Linked DNA regions of Mus musculus: region 2 is linked to region 1. The links are chromatin loops, found by intact Hi-C in ENCODE. Cell type or tissue: heart. All regions are shown on one strand. Each heading gives the region's core, and the rest is flanking DNA. Links, peaks and the distances in the headings are about the cores only.

Region 1 (8,332 bases), core at 178-8,177:
TTATGTAACTGTTCAAACCATTACTATAAACAGAGATTAAATATTTCCTCTTTGCATTCTGACTAGAATCGTCTTGCGTCTGGTTACTTGTAGTTACAATAAACTGACCTTCTGAGAGTCTAAACATTTCTCTCTATATGCTTGAAAGAAAACTAAAATTATCATATGTGTAATCTGAAAGGCTACTTTAGGCATGATCAGTACTTTAGGCATCTCTGAGGTAGACAATGAATGTTGTTTATAACAGAAGGAAAAACTTAGCCAGTGATGATAAAGGAGATGAGTTTAAAATGAATACAGTTTTCATTAGTGCCTGTCCAGACACCAGAGAACGACCTTTGTTGTAAATGTCTCCCAGAGCTGTTCTTCAACAGTAATGTGATCAGAAGTTATTGCCTCTAAATCCCCATTTCTATCTCATCTATAAAATGTGAATATTCAACCCGCCTCTCAGAATTATTACATCTATTAAAACCAACACATGATCAGAACTCCACACTAGCTCCTCATTTCTTTGGAGCTCTCTAGCATCCTGGTCAGTTTCAGTCCGCTTCTGACTGCCTCTGCCCCTCCTTGAGTGACAGAACAACCTGGGAACAACAAAGGCTGTCACAGCGAGCTTTCGGATTCCACCTAGCTACTGTATTAACCATTTACGTTCTGGTTGTATTTCTAAAATAACTCAAGATTTTTTTTCCTCCATTTACTTTGGGAAAACTATAAAAAGGCTCTCCCAGTTCAGGCACTTCACTTAGCAGCAAGCATTTTTAAAGTATTAACTATGAGCTGGATACTACTGCAGGCATTAAAGTACATACGAGCAACAACAGAAAAGCCCTGAATATTCTGTGTAAGTAGGGTGTGCTACTTCACATATTTTAGGTTAAGGCTCTACTAAATGAGAGATCCTTTTGTTCAACACTGTTGCAATACTTCTCAGAAACATCATAAAGAGGACCTGATGTTTCAACCACTCTTACAACCAAGTAAGGTTAGTAATCTATGAGAGTAATTAAATGTGATTCTCTGTATTCTAATTACATAGTTTTAAGATACAATGTCACTCTTCTGGGGACAATGTCAAAACAAAGCAATACCTGTCACAGTAGCTGTAAGGCTACTCTTTAGTATCTTTGTCAAAGAGCGATCATTTGCAATCTTATTTGAAAGATGTTTTAAGATTTCCACTCAAATCCTCAAGTGTTTGACTTCAGTATCATAAGATTTAAAGAAGTCGCTAAATATACCATATTAAAAATAATAATCTTTATAGATTTTAAAAATTAACTTTGAAATTAACTTTATTATATTCTTCCTATAGCCCTATAAACAACCTCTTTAAAAATGGAGAATTTGATATTTGGATAACAATAAAGACTCGAAAATACTATACATCATATACAATATCCCTCAAAAATAATCTGAATTAGCCGGGCGTGGTGGCACACGCCTTTAATCCCAGCACTCGGGAGGCAGAGGCAGGTGAATTTCTGAGTTCGAGGCCACTCTGGGCTACAGAATGAGTTCCAGGACAGCCAGGACAATACAGAGAAACCCTGACTCCAAAAAAAAACAAAAAACAAAAAACAAAAACAAAAAAGAAAAAAGAAAAAAATCTGTATCCACACCCAACATGATGATAACATTCTTTATTAAGTATAGCAAAGGTTGGGATGTAGGTCAATGGTAGAATGCTTTCCAGGCCCCGAGGCTCAACCCTCATAAACCAAAGAAATGTCTTAAGAGTTTTTCTCTCTTTTCTCCCTCATCCCTCACCTTTCAGTTCAGGGCCCCACGTAGATGAGGAAGGCACTCCACTACTGAACTATAAATGTCAGCATGGAAAAACTTCATATGCACTGGGAGGAGGTGGTGGACACCTTTAATTCCAGCTCTTGAGAGGTAGGTTTCTCTGAGCATAAGGCTTGCCAGCCAAGGCCACACAGAGAAACCCTGTCAAGAAGAGAGAGAGACAGACAGAGAGAGAGAGAGAGAGAGGAAGAAAGAGAGAGAGAGAGACAGAGAGAGCAAGAAAGAGAGAGAGAGAGAGAGAGAAGGAAGGAGTTGGATGAAAGGAATATCAGGACGTCGCTGAAACAACTTACTTCACAAAACACATTTAAAAGTATAGTTTTCTCACATAGACTAATGTCTGTGTTTTTCTTTTTAATATCCCTTTTTAATATTTGGAAGAGTTAAGCAGAGAGTGAATTTTTGCCTTGAGACTATCAGTATCACCCCAGGAAAATTCTTCACATTTGGCCACAACAGAACAACCAAAGATAAAGTCCCTGCAAGAGGTGTTATGGGACATTTTTAAACACCCAAGCAATGCAAACAGTGCAGGTGATACAGTTTCTCAAAAAAAAAAAAAGCCCTAGCTGGCAATGGCAAGCACCTTTAATTCCAGCAGAGGCACAAGTATCTCTGTGAATTTGAGGCCAGCCACCCGGTCTACCTGGTGAATTTCAGGCCAGCCAAGTCTATATAGTGAGACCCTGTTTCAAAACAACAACGAAAAGTAAAATAAAAAGGCCTGCTTGTCGTAGCACCTGACAGTTTAAGGGCCATATCAAAATCAAACTTGTGCAGATGTTCAGAAGTCTAACATGGTCAGGGAGAGGAAACTGTCCTACAACATCTAAACAGGATAAGCATCTACAGGGGACCTTCTACACACTAGTAAAGTCAAAGGCAGATGACTAAAACCATCTGGAACGATCATAATGTCCACAATTTTCTAGATTTCATAATATATGACTGACATCTTACAAAAGACATCACTTCAGGAGGGCTGTATGTAGCTCAGTTGGTACAGTACTTGTTAGCATGCATGATGCCCTGGGTTCAACCCCAGGCACGGCATAAAGCAAGGCTGGTGGCACATGCCTGTAATCTCAGCTACGGCAAAAGTAGGAAGATCAGGAGCTCAGGTCATACCTGGCTACATAGCCTGTCTGTAGCCAGTCTGGGCTACATAAGAAATGATTCCAAGTCTCACAGAGAAACGTCTTTCTTCATCTTTACCTTCAGCTCATCTGCCAGTCAAAAAAACCTTCAACTCATGATACAAAGATCCCAACTACCGCCCTCAAAAGCCTTACGAAGATACACATAGGGAATATGCTGGCACAGCTGGTGCTCTAGAAAGGAAAGAGGTACAGGTTTACTTCAGACAAGAAGACTCTATCTGGAGTAAGTACCATCTTCCTCCATTCCTCCTTCCTCTTACTATTCATCTCTGAAGAGTTAGATCATAGCCCCTCTCCAAGAGATATGTTTGCAGCTCATGCACATTTTGTCATGGGGCACAGTTTCTGTCAAGTTTTAACTGAGTAAACCTCTCATATGTAGTTATAACAGCTCTTGTTACATACTAGGTTTTGAAGGTCCTCATACTTCTACTTTTTACCTTTTAAAACCCCACGCGGGCTGGAGAGCTGGCTCAGCCCGTTAAAGGCTAGGCTCACAACCAAAAATATAAAACCCCACAGGGTGCTTAAATGTTACCGATGTCAATGTCTGGCTGTACTACCGCAGTAAGAAAGAGTACAGCTGGCATCAGAAATGAAGCAGTTCTGATCTGTGGGGGTTTCCCCTTATTCCATACTCCCCTAAGCAAAATCAGAAGTAAAGGCAGGAGAATGGGTTTCTATCCAGTAGCAGAGGAAGTGACTGGGGGTGTCGTTTGCTATTTCTGAACTACATTCTGTCTCCCTGGCAGTGGAGCACTGAGTAACCAGGCTTAGATTCCCCGATGTTAGTCAACCAGTCTGCCCTTCAATTTCCCCGTATGCAAAACAAGAGTACCAGTGGTGTCTAGAGGATATGAGTGGTGTCTAGGTCGCCCGGTTGTGGTCAACATCGAGTGACATAATGCAGTCGCAGAAAGTGCTTGCCACAGTGCTTCTAGTGACAAGCTTAGCTACATACATAATGAAGGTGCTAACTTAGGAATCCTTAAAATCCGTACCCGTTGCTCATATACGATGGTCTTTCAAAAATAGGGATAGAATGGGAGGGGGGAAAAAGCCCCCCGGCTTGCCCTGCACAAATGACAGCCACAAGCAGGCTTCTTTACAGTTAGCAAGAGGAAGAGGTACTGCAACCTGGCCTCCGTTCCAGTTACTGGGTGTCACTCTCCACACCGACTGCCCCCGACCCCTTAGGCTGGCAAGCACTGTTTGGGCGCCTGCTGGCTGTCAAAATAAGCCTCCTGGCCTCGAAGGCTCACGTGGGACCGAAAGCAGTCAGGCAACGCTTACTTGTTCCTGCGGATCCAGTCGATGAGGGCGCGCACCTCCGGCACCTCATCCAGGGAAGGTGGCTCGCCGGTGCTGAACTGGTCAGGGAAGCTGCGGTTGAGGTCGCGGCCTCGGCTGTTGTCACGGCCGCTGGTCCCAGGCGGGCCGCTGTCGCCGAGGCCGCAGTCACCCTCGCGGGCACGTTCGAAGCCATCCGGGTTCAGGCTGGGCAGCAAATACACGTCGGTGGTGTTGAGCAGGCGGACCAGGCGCGGGTCCCCGCGGCGGTAGCCCGACGCCAGCTCGCGGGCCAGGTAGACCAACACCTGGCGTGACACCGTCTCGTCGCCGTGCATGTTACCCACCAGCTTCACCTGCGGCCGGCCGGGCAGCAGCGGCCCCGCGGCGTCCAGCCCCGCGGCGGCGGTGGGCGGCGGCCCCAGGCCCGCTGTGAGGCGCAGCACCCACAGCGGCCGGCCCTCCACCGAGCTGCCGATGCTGAAGAGACGCGCCAGGCCGGGTGGCCCCGCGGCCGCCGCCGCTTCCAGCGCCTCGCCCAGCGCCGCTTCGTGGTAGTAGTGGTCAAACTGGCCCTCGGCCGCCTCGGAGCCGCCAACGGTTGTCGTGGTCGCCTCAGCCTTCTTGATGTGCGCCGCCTGGGCCGAGCTCCTCAGTAGCAGCAGCAGCAGCAGCAGCGGTGGCGGCGGCAGCAGACGCAGGCGTCCCAGCCGCCAGGGCGGCCGCTCATCCCGGCCGCTCGCCATCTTCCAGCAACGCCGCTAATACCGCTCCGCTCCAGCGGCTCCACACTCCGGGAGGCGGCAGCCCGCCGGATCCCCTCCGCGCCTAGCAACCCCATCCCGCCTTCCAGCCTTAGCCAATCGTAGCCTTGAATGCTTGGGTGTCACTCTAGGGGGCGGGGCTTTCCTTAAAGCGGACGATTTTCCCTCTGGGCGTGTCTCCACTCCAGTCCTTAGGGACTTTAGTCGCTTTCCTTTCCTCCACTAAGGTTCTACCCTCTGTCTTCCCGCCTCCCTATTTCCTCTTCTACTTCTCTCGTTTTGTTTTGTTTTGTTTTGTTTTGTTTTGTTTTTTGCTCAGTCTCTTCTTTATGGCTTCTCCTCTGAAATTCTCTGAGAGCTTTTACTAGCCCCCTTCTTCGTTGCAGCATTTCTTAGCTACGCTTTAATGCTTTAGAGTCAGTAATCAAAAGAATCGAAAGGTTCCAAAGATTAAAGGACTCTTGAGAAAATCAGGAAGTTAGAAAGAATCTTAATCTCCTTGGAGAATCAAAGACCTCCTTAGTCCCATCTCCTTTGCACCTTCCTCCCCGCCCCCCCCCCATCCCCCTTGATCGGTTCTGCCTGGGCTTGAGCCCATCTGCCTACATGCAGTTGAAGAGAATGAGACACCTCATAAAGCAATCAATTCTATTTTTGATTTGTCGCGTGACTAGGTATCTCCTTTATTAAGTGGAAACTTCCATAGTAGGCGCCCTCTGTCTTAATGTGGTCTTAATTGGCCATTCAAAAGTGTTGGATTGTAACTATCTTCTTTGTGTGCTGGTCTCTGCTCTCACTGAGGAGATATCGTTTTTTAGTGACCTTACCCTCCTCTCACACTTCTTTTGAGTAGGAGCATCTAGATCACCTCTATACAGCCATAGCTATAGTTTTGGAATGCTGTCTTTAAGAGATAGATTTGCCATGTCTAGAAATACCTGCTTGGCAAGTGTACTTCCCCCAAGGTATTTGGGTAAGTCCAGAAAAACCTAACCTTCCAAGTAAAGTTTAATCACGTTAGCTTGAAGAAATTTGAAGTTTGGCAATCCTTTTATCAAGCGTGAAATTCTAACCCATCTAATGACATAATTGTGATAACCATTATCATTCCCTTCTTTCGGTGCTGGATGGTTCGAGTTTCTGAACTCTAATTGAATCTTCATAGAGCCCGTGGAATTCACTGATTACTGAGTATTTATTGAGTAATTGGTGTCTGTCAAAGCTAGAAGCTGGGAAGCAAGGCATTGCTTGCATAGTTAGAGATCCAATGCAGGGATGAACAATGCAATACATCTGTGGGGACATTCCTGAGGAAAACCTCATTCAGTCTGAGGAGAAGGCAACCAAGAAGCTAGGGAAGAAGCCAAGATGGGAGTGAAGAATTCTGGATAGAAGGAGGAGCATGCACGGGAGGTTGGAAAGTTTACGAGCAGAGCCTAGGTGTTCTAGAATTGTTTGTAGGTTCAGGTTACTGGTGAAGGGGATCACAGAGGTATCAATAAAGAGCCAAGGATGGGTTTGAAGCTAATTTAGAAAAATCTCCCCCTGGCAGTAACTTGAAGAACAGAATAGGCAATCTTAAACATGAGGCCAAGAGACCCACAAGAAGCACATAATCCAAGAAGGTACTGAGTCCTTGAACAAGGATGGAGCTGGTGGAAATGGAAAGAAATGGCTGGAAATGACTTTAGGGGTGAAATGGGACAGTTCCTGCGGACCCAGAGAGAGGATGGCAGGCTGGCTCCAAATTGAACATTGCCATGGTAACAAGCAGTGCTGTGTGAAACTATTCCTGCAGAGACATGAACAAATGTCTGCTCACCACAGATATGGAACCAATGACAGACCAAAGCAAGGATACTACTAAAATTCAACTTGGTGAATCAATGAATTTTATTGATGTTACTTACAGGAATATGAGTCAGGGGTTGCTTACAGGAGCAGAAATCACTCAAAGACAATAGCTGCATCGCCAAAAGCCCACTCCACATGGGCGATGGCTCATAAACTGGAAAACTGGAGGGCACTACATAACTTGCAGGCAGTACAACAGGTTGATAGTGCATCTAGCAGTCAATTCAGTTGGCTTCAGCATCCTCTAGACAGGTGGTCTCTGCATCCTCCCAGAGCCTCTTCTAGGTACCTCAGCAGATCTGAGAGTGTGTCTTAGTAGTCTTTACTGCTTATATGCTTAGAGAGGGAGGAGTCTAGTGAATCTGGTCAGTTTCAGGGACTTCCTGAAGAGGCTGAAGTGTTTACTTCTGGGGCTAATGAAGCTTTCCAGCAAGATGGAAAGCTTCCCCTCCTCCTTTAGCATTCTGTACCTTAACATGTGACCCTCCGAGATAGAAGGTTTTGATCTTGGAGGAAATTGCTACAGAACACACAACCACTCTAGTTTTGAGAATACTTCTTCTTTTTGTCCCATTAGTCGAGGCTGTATGCTGCACAAGGGCTGTAACTCATCTGAAATAAAGCCCCAGCTCCATGCAGAGAGACCCTCTTCTCCTCTGGGAGTACTTCATCATTACACTGTGCAGTTTTGCAATCACCCAAATGGAAAGAGCCCAGGGGACATATTAACCTCTAATCAAATATTTCCTTCTCTATCATTTTCTATCATTCTTTGGACGGCCTTGGCAGGGCTGCTTCACCTAGGAAGGGTGGCTGAAACACAAATAAACAAGCATCAGTGGAATAATGGTATGTAACTTGAGTCAGTGCCCTCCCTGGCATCCTTAGGCCTCCCACAGTGCAGACCTGGGCTCTGAAAGGACTGGAGCCTTCTTCCTTCCAAGTACAACTTGGCTCTGTCATGAAACCCAAAGCTGCAGACCAGGTCACGGCTCAGTGAAGGGGCATAGAGGGGAGGAGGGCTGGCTTTGTAGTTACCCACAGCTGAATGCTGCCCTCTGTTCCAGAAGCCTGGGAGCTTGTGGCAGGTGTCCTTTTCCTACTCTGCCTCCCACAAAAGCAAAGCCTTGGCTCACAAATAACAAACTTGGAGTGGCTTCTTTTTTCACAGTAGCTGAGTGGTAAAAATCTGGATTTTTAAAAAACAGGGTAGAAGCTTGTGGATAGCCAGCCTATTCCATAACTACTTTCTTCAAAAAGATTTGTGCATAATTAAAACAGAATGATTATACACTTGTAAACGTCTCGTTGTCTGGCATAACACCTACACACTTATAAACTTAATATGGCAAGCATTTATGGAGCACAAAGGCTATTGAAATTTCTGCCTTATGAGTTTAAGAGAATTGGAAGATGAATGGGGAAGATTTGTTTTCTCTCAGAAGCAGAAGC
Region 2 (8,332 bases), core at 119-8,118, 49 kb after region 1:
TAGATTCCGGGGACCAAACTCAGGTCATCAGACGTGGTGGCAGGTACCTTTACTATCTTCTTAACTCTTTAAAACAAACAAACAAACAAACAAACAAACAAACAAAGCCTTCTACATGCTAGGCCAATGCTCTATGCTAAGCTATGTATCCAGGCCTTGGGCTGAGGGCATATACATTTTCCAGATGCCTCTGAGCTCTGCTTAATGCAGTGCTGAAAACTGAACCCAGAACGCCATGCATGAGGAAATGCTCTACCACTGAATTGCAGCCCCAACCCTAACACTTGACCATAATTTAATAAACTAGCAAGGGTCCCGTCTATCACCTTCCATCTGCTCTTTCTTGAGAGGTGCCAGCCCACGAATGTCTCTAGTCCACACTCCATTCCCACTGGCCATTGTTGTAAAATGTCTCCTCTAATTATGCAGAGGAACTCTGGCCCAGAAGTGATCCCTGTGGGATGTTCAGTGTAGAGTGGAAGGGCGTGGACTCTTGAGTCAGGCGGATTGGCTCAGAAATCAAAAATCTTAATCTTAAGACTCCAGAGATATCATCTGTAGTTGTGGTAGAAGAAACAAAGGCATAAACGGCATCGCAGAGAACTAATAAACCTTGGCAGAACCTTGAAGCAGTTGGAGACCTAAGATGGAAATGTGGTCTCACGAAGCTGAAGGCCAATGAGTAAGTCAAAAAGCGATTAGGCCTGGAAGCGAAGCTTAGAGCACTGGGTTCAAACCTCAGCACAGATGGGAGGGGAGAGTGTGGTTTCAACAGATATTAACCATGTGCTAACCACTGTTCTAGACATAAGTATACCACGGAAACCAAATGAAGTGACTGTACTCATTATTGCAGTAATCCACCTTGAAGATAGTGACCTATAGAGTGAAGTTAAGAATCTTACACAGAGATGCTTTGGCGGACAGGTTTAGAAGAAGGGAGCTGCAGACAGAAGCATGTCAGGGTTTTTTTCTTATAAGTCTTGTTGTGCAACTTGACTTAAAGTTTTAAAATTTTAAATCAACTATTTTTGAGCTGTATGGTGGGATTTTGTTTTGTTTTGTTTTGTTTTTTTAGTTTACTGAGACAGGGTGTCACTACGTCACTCAGACTGGCTTTGAACATAAGATCCTCTTGTCTAAACCTCCAATTACAGTGGGGATTACAGAGGTGTACCCTTATAGCCAGCACTGTTCCCCTATCCTCCTGGTGTGTGTGTGTGTGTGTGTGTGTGTGTGTGTGTGTGTGTGTGTGTGATGACTTATTTGCATATGCTAGTCAAATATTGTACCACTGAATACCTCTAGTACCTCAAATTATGTATTATGGCAGTACTCGGCAGGAAGTGGGCATGTGGGTGGCCATTTCCTCCTGCCTATTTTCCCATGTTTTATCTTGAAGCTAATGGTCTTCATGCTGAGATAGCCATCATTGGGGCTGGCCTGAGCAGACCAGGTGACTTCTCTTTGCCTGCTCCTGATACAAAGATGCTCAGGTAAAACTCCTCAGTGCCCTAGAGGGACAGGATGTGGGGACTCCGCAAGAACTTTGAGCTCTTTGGAAGAACACTAGTCAGGACATGGGGTGGAGCTTGGTAGATGATGTGCCAATCAGGGCTGAGGCCAATGCAGCCGTCTCTACCATTGCAAAGGAGCCTAGACAGCAAATTATGACCCAGTTTCCATTTGAATGATACTGTGTTAGTCAGTGGTGGTCTCTATATTAACTCACTTGTGCAAAGACAGGGTAATTCGCTATCCTGACTGGATTATTGCCACAGAAGGTTTTGCACGTAGGGCACGTAGTCCCTAGGTCAAGGGCACCCTCCAAAAATGATACAAGGGCAATTACAGATTATAAAGGAAAGAAATTGGATAACTATCTGGGATCTGGATGTAATAAGGAGGGAAGTACTTAAAATGTCTGCGTAACAGAACAAGGAAGCTTGCTGACTGTAATGGGGAGCACATGCAGATGCTCTCTGTGTGCCCATGCATAGACAAATACGGAGACTGCTGGCAGTTTGGGTGCTAGGTGTGCTAGAGGTGGCACAACAATCTGGTAAATGTCTGACAGTTCTGGAGAGGAGGGCCTGGATTTGTGGTGGTTTCCAGTTTCGATTATATAAATACTTTCACCTTGGCCAATTTTAAGTCCCTGATTAAAATCACTGGATGTGGAGTTGGGAGAGAAGCAGGCAGTTCTGAGCAGTGTCTTTCAGCTGCTGGGACCAGTCGGGTTCCACCACTGTGGTTCATTTAAAAACCAGAGAGCCCCTTGGTTCCTCATGTCATCTGCCCCTAGCCTTGTGCATATTGCTTGAACTTTGATCCCTGAACCCATCACGGCTCCCAAACAGAACTGTCCATCTTGTTATGGAATGGTACCAAGAGCCATGGCTGCCTTGCCAGATATCCTAGGTCTCTCCAGAGGCGGACAAAGTGTTGAAGGCCCAAGGACAAAGGAAGTAAAGACAGAAAAGGTGAGACAGGTGTTTATTGAAGCTGTAGCAGAGAGCACCCTGTTAGGGGTGGAGTCTCCAAAGCTGGCAGACCATTTAGTGGACTCTGGGCCTCTGGACCCTCTTTTGAACCCGCTCTTTTTTCTTTCACTTCCTCCTTGGCTCAGGGAGACACTGGAGTCAAGTGAGGCAGCCTCCAGCTGTTATGTGGGAATGTTATCTCTTCCTCTCTCCCCATAGTGCCCTATTCCCCACAAACTCCTCACAGAACCAGGTCCATTTGCCCATTGCACTGTATACCAAATTCGAAAATGACTAGTTTTGCAAAAGGAAATTATTGGCAAGGCAGCCAAGCTCTTGAACTCAGATCTCAAATCCCGTGGGATGGGATTTGGGGCATTTTGTGACCTCAGGTGTTGGGAAAGGTAAATGGAGGTTAACCAAGGACTGATAGATACCGGAACTACAAGCAGGTCGCTTCCTGGTTTATCATTTATCCCTTTGCAAAGTTCACAGCTTAGGGAGTCTATAACTTTCCTTCTGGAGGTTTTCCCCCCTCCTTCTTTCAAAATCGACACAATGGTTGGCAAGACTATTGTTTATTCAGGAAACAGCTAACAGGATGGGGCAGGCCTGTCTGTAAAGATTCAGGCAAACTGCTGCCAGCCACAGGAACCTTCAGGCCAGCAGGAGGAGGACTCCCTCACCTCTGATGGCCCCATAATTCATCAGCCCTTGGCAGTGAAGTAGCTGCTGGGGTCTTTGGCCCTTGAATGAACCCTCGACCCCCACAGGAAGCCCCTCCCTTGTTAGTCTTGGGGCGGGTACTTCCCTTTGGAACCCCTGGCCTCCTTTTCCTCTCCCTTTCAAACCTCTGTACTGGAGCCAGTGGGGGCTAAAGCCAGGACCCGTGGGGCTTGATGCTTCTAATGGAGAGGCCCCTTTAAGGAAAAGAGTACCAGATTCCAAACATTTAGTGATTAATGGCGAGGGCCTTTAAAGAGGTCTGTGCAAATGATAGTACCTGAAGCTGAGGCTCCATTAGCTTGCGCCAGTCAGTTCTGAGGCCGGACCACTGAGAAGGAAAGTAGACTTTGCAGGTGAGGCAGTTGGTGGACCGTCTTGTTTGGGGGTGCCACCACCACTTCCTCTCCCTTTTTGGATGAGGAAGTCTTAGAATTCTCTTTCCATTTCAGTCATCCACACGGATAATAGAAGGCATTGTCCTAAGGGACTCATGTCATCCTGCATTGCTCTCTCTGTATCCCAGCCTCTTCCCCCTCAAGTCCCCATCTTTCCTTCCCCATCTCCTTCCCACTTATCCCTTCCCCGCTGGATCAGAGTAGGCCAGTCCTGTCAGTAACTGGCCTGTGAGGATGGATCTCAACCCTAGCTCCAGAACATTGTGGGTGCGAAGTGACCCCTAGTGGTCACTCACAAAGGTCACCTACTTTGGTTCTTAACCTTGTCTTCAAATGCAGGAAGAGTATGGAGACTGGAGCAGGTTTGGAGTTTGAAGCTAGTCTGAGTTACATAGCGAGATCCTGTGTCAACGATAAGATAAAGGGACCAGGGAGATGCATGGGTGGGTGAAGGGCTTGATACACAACTGTGAGGGCCTAAGTCTAGATTCCAGTGCCCAGGTCAAAACCAGATGTGTCAGAGTGCACCCAAGGGATGTGTGGGGTGAGGAGAAAGGTATATCTGGGGGCTCGTTGACCAGCTAATCTAGCCAAAATTGTGAGCTCTAGATTCATTAAGAAATGCTGACTCAAAAAACAGGGCAAAGCTTGGTGTAGTGATACACGCATTTCATCCCAGTCCTGGGGAGTCAGACACAGATGGGTCTTTATGAGTTAGAGGTCAGCCTGGTCTATACAGTGAGTTCTAGGCCAGCCATGGCTACATAGGGAGACCTTATCTTAAAAACGAAACAAAGTAACAGGTGAAGTGTAACAGAGAAAGATACCAGATATTGACACATAGTCTCAACACATGCACGTACATGTGTATGCATACAAGCATATATCACAGACACACACATACACACAGAGGGGAAAAAGATAAAATCAGAATGGCACCGTTACTACTATGCTATGAACTGGAGGGAGGAGATTTGGTCAGGGCACAGATATCTTGGGAACATGTATAGTTGGGTTTCTGGGTTACCAGTATTTTTGTTTTCTGGTCTGGTTTTGCTGTTTTTTTGTTTTTATATTGGAGATAAAACCTAGACTTTATGCATGCTAGGGGAGCAATCGATCCACCAGGGAGCCACGCCCTTTCTTAGTTTTGTCCTCTTTAACTCAAGGCCCATTAAACCTACCATCCTTGCCTGTGAAATGGCAACTACCATGGATACCTTTTAAGTGGAAGCAAGGAAGGAATGGGTCAGCAAGAGACAGGTACCCAGTAAAAGCCAGTTCTCAGCCACACTTCAGATTCAAAATTCATAGAGGGAAAGAGGAAGAAAGTGATGGGATGGATGGGAGGAACTGATTTTGGTTTTGGTATAGTAAACTGGAGGGTAAGATGATGTCTAAGTCTGTTCATCTCAGGTTGAGAGGCCATCTCCGTAGGAAAATGTACATACCACACCACACACACACACACACACACACGCACACATGTTGTTGTTAGTTATTTAATAACTATTAGTTCTTAGTGTGACCCATCGAGCCCCCCAATAACTCAGGCAGAGTCTTATCAACTTATTTAATCAGCTTTAGCAGAGTTACTGAGTGGTGATTACCCCTAAGCGATTTTTCTATGCTAAGCTGGCTGTTTTCCAGCTGTCCTCAGGGTGTGCGTCTCTCAGCCATGTGATCCTGGTCCATCCCATCTCCATCCTGGACCTCCCACTCTCTCCATCTTCTCTCCCTCTCCCTCTCCCCCTCCTACTCCCCCTCCCCCTTCCTCTTCCCTTCCCCCTCCTGGTCACTACCTGAGATCCCCAGCCTGGAACTGAAGCCCCATCTACCTCTATTCTCCCCATTAAGTAGCTATCAGTTGCTTTTGTAATTTTTTTTAATTAAAACAAATCTTTTTAACTTTTTATGTTTGTTTATTTGTTTTTTGAGATGGGGGTTTCTCTGTGTAGCCCTGGCTGTCCTGGAACTCACTCTGTAGACCAGGCTGGCTTCGAACTCAGAAATCTGCCTGCCTCTGCCTCCCAAGTGCTGGGATTAAAGGCATTGGGCCACCACTGCCCAGCCTTAAAATTTATTTTTAATGATGGTTCTTAAACGTTTTAACCTCTCTTTTAGCCCATCACCCACCAGAGATAGTGGAAAAGACAGGATGGGGGGTGTTAGTGGACTTGTTTAGAGATGGTTCTTTGAAGCAACTCCCATCTATGCTGTCAGGATATTGGCAGTGTTGTTCATGGGTCAATAGCAGCAGCTTGATTCATTCACAAACACTTTATGGGCTATACCAGCAGTCTAGTTCAGTCGAGTTGGGATTGTAAACACAAATCAGCAGCGGTGGCATTCCTAGTAGAGACAGCCGGCCGGGCCTCAGCCTGGAAACAAGTTAATAGGAGGGACCAGCAGGAATGCCAAGATAAGTTCCCAGCTGTGCCTCTCTCATCGAAGTGAAGATCAGTGAAGATCATCAAGTGTTGTACAGCTAGCTCTATTAAGCAAGCCAAGCTCAGCCTCAGCTCAGAGTCTTGCTTCAGCTGACATCACACCGCCAATCAGCCAGAGTCCTTGGAAGCGACAAGGCACACCACCCAAAGTTTTTTGGTGCATTTCTCTCTATGAAGTCCTGACAAATGGAGCTCAAATACAGGACCAATACATATCTGTCGTTAGCGAAGAATCTTTTCGCGTGCTTGCTTTAGCAGAACATCCTTTCACTTGTGACTGCTTCAACAAAATGTTTCTTCACGAGTCCCTGCCTTAGCCTTTCACCTGTGTCCACTTCAGGAAAACACTCCTTCACGCGTTTACCCCAGCAAAGCACTATCCAACACAACTGACTCTCCAAAGAACCCTTAAGTTTCTACCTCACACTTTTATTTAACCAGTCAGAGAATAAAAATGAGCAAAGTTTACACAACATCATCTTTGTGTATGTGAGAATGTGTTTGTCTGGACTGCAACCAGATCTTGGGGGCCAGTGTTAAGTATCTGAATACATAGCAGTACCAGACCGACCTGAACACACATACACACAGAGAGGGAGAGACTCTCTGTCTGTCTGTCTGTCTGTCTGTCTTTCTGTCTCTCTCTCTCTCTCTCTCTCACACACACACATACACACACACACACTCACAGCATACAGATTTGGCAGCTTTCCCAATGCTCTGGGCTATTTTATAGTAGTTCAGGAAGTCACATTAAGAGCCTAGCTACATTTGCATTTTGGAGAAACAATGTTTTGTTTTTTGTTTTTTTTTTAAGTGTTGGTGTATTTATAGCCAAGTGTTACTTTCTCATGACCTACCACATTAATCATAGTACTGGACATATCTGCGTTTACAAAGTATTATTTACCTAAAGTTTATATCCAGTGTGTGGGGGTGTTCTATATTTTCACTTGCTAATTCTGGAAACCTGAGACAGGGATTTGGGGGTGGGGCTTAAAGATTTATTTACTTTTATTTTATGTGTATGAGTGTTTTGCCTTCATGTATGTATGTGTACCATGTACATGCCTGGTGCTCACAGAGGCCAAAAGAGGGCAATGGATTCATTAGAACTGAAATTACAGACAATTATAAGCCACCATGTGGGCGCTGTGTACTGAATGCCCATCTTCTGAAAGAGTAACGAATGCTCTTAAAAGCTGAACATCCCTCTAGCCTCACGTCTCTGTTTCATGCTTTCGTTGTTGTTTGTTATTGGTCCTAGGGCATGAATCAAGCATATTCTCTAATAGCACTGAGCTACAGCTCTGTGGCAATTCAAGTCTTGATTCCAGGGCTAAAGTTTTTGGTGATGAGCAATCTAATAACAGGGAATGGGAAGTTGCTTAAGCTAGAAATTCTGGAGGCCACGTGACTTTTTTTAAACAGGGGATTAAGCCAGGGCCTCCAGGGAGGCAAACACTCTCCTATTGACTTGCATCTTACTTTCATTTTCAGACAGGGCTTTGCTAACTTGCCTAAGCATTCAAGGCTGGCCTTGAACTCACTGTGCCACCCAGACTGGCCTCAAACTTCCAATTCACCTGCCTCAGTCTCGAATAGCTGGAATCTTAGGTGTACATCACATCTGTGAATCACCTAAAGCAGTTTAGAGGGCACTGGTGGATTCTGGGAGGAAGAATTGACCCTGTGGGGGCCTGCAGTGGTCCAAAAGCTGCTCTGAGATCACTAGGGTGTGACAGCCGGAGTCCTCCCTTTTCTTTCATTCTATAACCTCCAGTTGTATTCTCAGTGACTTGTTTGGGCAGCCCTCCTAGTTTGTGACCCTGTTGTTGTATACAAACAGTTCAGCCCAAGGTACATAGTCCCTTCCTGGGCTGGGCACCTAACAAGCATCTCTAATTTGTGCTGAATTGAATGTCCTGCTGTCTCTTCCTTTCTTCAGCTCATGCCTCTTGCGTGACTGACTTGCAGTGCTAGATCCTTCCCTTTGATAAGGGATTTTACTTCGTCTCTGTGATCCAGACCTAGTTCCATAGTCCATAGCTCTCGAGATTCGAAAGCTACTGAGTCGCTATAGCACAGCCACCTGAGAGGCTTATTAAGACTCCAGAGTCTCTTCAGAGCTGATGAAGGAACGGTACCTAGATATGTTCCTGAGTGTGTGTGTATGTGAGTGTGCATGTGTGAGTGGGGGTGTGATGTATTTGTTCATGTGAGTGCGATGTGTGTATACGTGCTAAGTTCATGCTTTAGTGCCTATAAGCCACACTTC

What was found. Peaks named below come from ENCODE experiments on the same cell type or tissue, not always from the same donor. Only the 100,000 strongest peaks of a DNase experiment are listed, where the experiment ranks them.
Region 2: a loop joins it to region 1, with 3.0 times the contacts of the local background. A loop is called at or near these places in 10 of 42 quality-filtered maps.

Annotation. Positions count from the first base shown.
Region 1 is chr11:76,841,959-76,850,290 of GRCm38, forward strand. Cpd (carboxypeptidase D) reads right to left here and starts at 5,050. Exons shown (of 21, transcript NM_007754.2): 1 at 4,266-5,050. The coding sequence starts at 5,008. In heart, for the core only: a CTCF peak has its summit at 4,982; DNase peaks (open chromatin) are centred at 3,803, 4,273 and 5,113; H3K4me3 peaks cover 3,888 bases; H3K27ac peaks cover 2,638 bases.
Region 2 is chr11:76,890,583-76,898,914 of GRCm38, forward strand. It overlaps a transcript of Tmigd1 not described here. Among named protein-coding and RNA genes, the nearest start is that of Tmigd1, 7.4 kb to the right of the region's middle. In heart, for the core only: CTCF peaks have their summits at 3,130 (motif pointing right) and 3,892 (motif pointing left); DNase peaks (open chromatin) are centred at 3,169 and 3,829; H3K27ac peaks cover 1,435 bases.